Linked DNA regions of Mus musculus: region 2 is linked to region 1. The links are chromatin loops, found by intact Hi-C in ENCODE. Cell type or tissue: heart. All regions are shown on one strand.

The links. A loop is a pair of places that touch in the nucleus more often than their neighbours do. Peaks named below come from ENCODE experiments on the same cell type or tissue, not always from the same donor. Only the 100,000 strongest peaks of a DNase experiment are listed, where the experiment ranks them.
Region 2: it touches region 1 in a loop (2.4-fold over the local background); 5 of 42 quality-filtered maps call a loop at or near these places.

The regions. Positions count from the first base shown.
Region 1 is chr9:114,796,251-114,798,750 of GRCm38, reverse strand. The region is part of intron 1 of Cmtm8 (CKLF-like MARVEL transmembrane domain containing 8); the gene reads left to right. Among named protein-coding and RNA genes, the nearest start is that of Cmtm7, 16 kb to the right of the region's middle. In heart, no CTCF peak of the experiment used is centred here; a DNase peak (open chromatin) is centred at 960; H3K27ac peaks cover 772 bases.
Region 2 is chr9:115,260,239-115,262,738 of GRCm38, reverse strand. All of the region lies in intron 5 of Stt3b (STT3, subunit of the oligosaccharyltransferase complex, homolog B (S. cerevisiae)), which reads left to right. Among named protein-coding and RNA genes, the nearest start is that of Stt3b, 49 kb to the left of the region's middle. In heart, a CTCF peak has its summit at 946 (motif pointing right); no DNase peak of the experiment used is centred here.

The DNA of each region.
Region 1 (2,500 bases):
ATTCCAGGCACAGGCCCCTGACCCTCTCTTTTACCACCAAGGACTCCATGAGTTCTTCCTGCCAACGTGCAGTTTGGGCAGAGCATTTGGTTATGTTTCATGGACGGAATAAACATGAGACCGCTAACCTCTGCAGAGTTCCATGGAACTTGGTATACTGGTAACGTTATTCTCTGTGGTCTCACCACTCACCAAAGATTGGGTACAGACAAAAGGCCATATGCGGATCTGCTTTAGTGAGGCAGTGAGTCTATCGGGGTTCCTTACAGGAGCTCGGAGAATTCAAAAGCAGCTGTGTCCATGGTGACGGGTCACAGATGCTGCCTAAAGTCAGTCTTTAGACATATTTTAACACCCACCTTGTATGCAGAGTCCTGTCGCACTGCCTGCTGGGAATAACAGAGTCCCATGGTCCAGCCTCCATATAGATCTTTGTTTGATCATGAAATGTCAGAATAACTAAGTCCCAAGTTCTTAGCACCACTGTGGCTAGGGGACAGACGTCCTCATGACACCCCCTCAGAGTAGGAACAAGAGCCATATGGTTTGAAGTCTGCCTTCATCAGGCAAATTTGATTCTCCCCATCTCGGAGCCAGACCCCTAAATCCTACACCTCTATTTCCTCACTTCCAAGACCGGAAACAGAGAGCCCATGTGCCTTGTTAGAGATGCCACCAAGGCCCCAGGCCCCTGGGTGCATTCACTAGTGGCTCTGCTGTAGCTCTTGAAGCACACCTCAGTAAAATCTCTGCGAGAACATCACACAGAGTCCAAGGACATGGGGATTAAGTCTTTGCATCAGTCCATCCTTTTCTCAGGCAATATGTGGCAACCGATGCTAACAGTGGAAGTCAAGTCCTTCCACCACCTCTGTTTCACACTGGGCAGACAGCCCACCCTGGTCTGCCCTGGTTCCGCTGGCCTGGTCATCCATCAGCAGTATGCGGGTGCCCCCTAGTGGATAAATGGAGGTGGTGGCCGAGCATGCTGACAGACTCTGAGAGACAGAAGAGATAAAGGGCTGGCTGGAAGAGAGTCCCTGAGTCTGAAGGGGACAACTGAGCAGATGTGGGGAGGCAGCAGGTTGGAGTCAATGTGGATCCCAGGAGGAAATGCACTTTTCTTTCTCTTACGGTCTCCAGCATCATGTGGTAATAACCTGCTTTGTTTGAAAAGACAAAACCCCAAGTGTGCACGTGCATATGTGCGTGCCTGCGTACGTATTTTCTGAAGCAGAGAGTGTGGGGTGTGAAGTGGGAGCTGGCAGACATTTTCTGTGAATGTGACTATTTTAGGCTTCATGCCTGAGGCTGTCTTTTAAGCATGACATCACAGGTAAGGGGCAAGGCAAAGAGCAGGGCTGTGTCTGTCTGCTGCATGAAACAGGTCGTGTGAGCTGGGGTTGTGGCTCCATTAGTAAAGTACCTGTCTCACAAACATGGGGACCTGAGTTCCATCCCCAGTGTTCACACAAAAAGAAACAGGCATGTGCAGGAGGCAGAGACAGGAGGTCAGAAGTGACAAACCCGGGGTCCCCGTGAGAGACCCTGAATGGCTCCTGAGGAACAACACCTAGAATTGACTTCTGGTCTTCACACATCCCACCACCACCATTAATATCATCATCATCATCATCTGATTCAGGCCATGAGCTGTATCTAGTCACAGTCATCGTTGGTCAGACCTGAATAGTGTGTCTAACACATGACAGGTTTAATGACGCTGTGCCTCTCTCCTATCTGTGACCTAAGTGCCCAGCATCACACACAATTGAGAGTAGGTGCTCAGGGAGCACGTTGCTAACCCAGATGGCTCTGATTGACCTCTGTAACATAACAGCTTCACCGCAGAATTTCCCAGAATGCACTGAGTGACAAAAGGCGTGCTCTCCAAATTGGCCATTTAAAGCATCACAGCAGATCGGAGCTAGCTGCCGTCCCTGCTTTCTTTTCTAATCTATCTCTGTCTAAAATAACCCAGGCTGTGATGTGAAAGGCCAGGAGGCCAAACTACTTTGTTTAGCACAAAGAAAGCTACCACAGAAGGGGGGAGGCTGGCCTGGGTGACACTACACCACAGCCAAAGCCCCACGTTTTCCAGGGGCTGCCTCTTGGGATATGATGCACAGGCTGACTGCTGCACAGCTTAGAGATGTGGTGAAAGGATTTGTACGGGGGGGGGGGGTGGGGTGGCGGAGGGGGAGAGCGGGTCGTGGCTGGAAAGATGGCTCAAGGGTTAAGAGCACTGACTGCTCTTCCAGAGGTCCTGAGTTCATTTCCCAGCAACCACATGGTGGCTCACAACCATCTGTAATGGGATCTGGTGCTCTCTTCTGGTGTGCTACAGTGTAATCATAAAAATAAATAAATCTTTTTTAAAATGTTTTTATTATGTATATTGGGGATATGTCTACATGGGTGGGCATGTGTGTATAATATGTACAGGTTGTGTGGGGCATTGTGACTAATGACTTCCTCTGTATCTCACTCTCTCTCTTTC
Region 2 (2,500 bases), 460 kb before region 1:
GGCTATGAGCAGTGTCCCTGGGAAGAAGAGTGTATACCTGTGCCTGTGCGCACACCCAGCTGTCCTGCTAGTCGGAAGAGCCTATTTCCTGCCTGTTGCTCTTGCTGCTCTCCCCAGGCTTTACCCGTTTACCAAAACTCTCGGTAGCCAGAGTGCTCACAAAGTAGCAAGGTGGCTTTACTAAGTAAACTTTTCAACCTTCTTACAAACTTTAATATTGTTTGATAGCAGTCAGGTGGAACTGATTGGATTGTAAGGTCTTTCTCCTCTGTATCTTGTCTAACAGAAGAGGGATATTTTGTTAGCTGTTCCTATTTGACACTGACCGAGAGATGAAGTAACTTACAAGGGCTGGTGGGCCCTATGGTGGGTTAATGTAGGTGGATTTGTGTGTTCACAGACCCTTCTCTTAAGTTTGCAGAAAGAAGAGTAGTAGTAGCTTAAAACTCCAGAGACGTGGGCAGAGGAAAAGGTGACAGGCACTGTGTGAGGCCCTGACTGGAACACATTTGAAGCAGCCATGGTAGCTCCATAATTCAATCACTAGGGTATGCAACAGCCAAGAAAGACCTGTCTCAAGGAGGAAGGGAGACCTCTAGGTTGTCCTCTGACCTCCACATCATGCCCTGACACTCCAGAATAAAAGATGGCCCAGAGAGTGCTGCCGAGTTGTAATGGCTTCTCAGGGAGGTGTGGAAGTGAGCGCAGCACTCTTATCAACCTACGGTTTCAGTGGACCTGGAGCCCAGTGTGGCATTGGCCACAGGTTCACTAGCTGCCATGCCACTGCCACTCAATATTCTGAGGAAAAACAAGATTAGGATTTCTATCGATTTCTCTCTAAACAGAGTAAAACTAAATTGTACATGTGAATAAGTCCAGTTGTTTTAGGGGGCATTTTTCTAACCAGGAGCATAGTTTGCAGCAGTGAATGCCAGGAACTGTGTTTCCACAGGATGGCAGTGTGGTAGCACTTTTATGATGTAATGAGTGATTTACGGTATCGTTGGGTTGTGCTCTTTCTTAGAGCTCACTTCTTTGATGGAATAGTGTAAGAGTCGAGAAATAGGTTAGTGTGGCTGCGTAGAAAGTTGGGCTGGCTGGGGTTGTGGTTTGGTAATGGCTCCTAGTGGAGTTTGAGGAAGGAGCGGTGCTGCGGGTGTACTGCTGAGGTCCTGTGAGGATGGTGTGTGCCTTTTATGCTGCTGCTCCTGCCTCTGCTTGGAGAAGCCTCCTCCTCCCGCTGTCACGGTGTAGCCAGACATGCTGTGCTCTCCCTGCTCCTCAGACGGACTTAGAGGCCAGCTTGGATTGCTCTTACCAGGATTCTCTGTTTTGAAAATGTCCCGATTGTCATAGATATAAGGTCTTTCTGAAAGTACACTATTTGGTACTGTCATATAATCTGGAGGGAAAAGTACTTTATTTTTACAGTGGATAGAGGTGTTTCTTCTTCATCTTCAGGTCTTTCTACTCATGTGAATCTAATTTTCCACTTTTTATGTTTTAAGTTTTTTAAAGTTTGTGAGATTTAAATTAGATATTGAGTTATGTGTGCTATTTTATAAATTTAGGAAGCACAGTATCTTACGTGAGGTAAATGTGACTGTGGAGCTTGGCTAGCAGTCACAATCTTGATTTGGTACAAGTGGTTTCCTGTGTATTGAAGGGCTCTGTGAGTCGGATATGTATTTCTCCTGTGTAAACACTTGACAGCATCCAGTGATCCACAGCTATCAATCAGCTCAGGCTACTGTGGGTCCAGCTCCTTTACACAGAACTCTGGGTCCGTGCAGGGTCCTGCAGAGTGGCTTCACTGGCTCAGGTGAAAGGAGGAGGCTGGTGCACAGGCCTTTCCAGCTGTCATGTCCGTTTCTGTTACTTTGTTTGACATAAGCCAAGCAATAAGAACTTACCCTTTCCTTGAATTCATTTTTGACACTCTTCCTATTAACGTGGCCTCTAGTGCTTTGTTCCCATAGAGACTTGTTATTGGTTGCTTTGATATTTCGTGTCCTGAAGAGTACCTAGAGCCTTAGGCACTCTAGACAAGCGCCTCACTGCTGAGCCACTCCCCAGCCCTGGTATTGCTTCTCCTTACCGATGATAAGAACTCATGTCTGAAGTCCGTGGGAAGCAGCCGTGTGGTGGATGAAGTTGGGGTGTTTTCTCTGGGGTGGTCACATGCTTGTTCGTTGTAAGGTAGTTTTTTTTGTTTGTTTGTTTTTTGTTTTTTTAAGATTTATTTATTTATTATATGTAAGTACACTGTAGCTGTCTTCAGACACACCAGAAGAGGGAGTCAGATCTCATTACAGATGGTTGTGAGCCACCATGTGGTTACTGGGATTTGAACTCTGGACCTTCAGAAGAGCAGTCGGGTGCTCTTACCCACTGAGCCATTTCACCAGCCCCGTAAGGTAGTTTTACTGCCTCATTTTCTCCTTGGCTTTTTAAAAAGGGGAATAGTTTATTGTTTTTAAATTGAGTTTGTATTGTC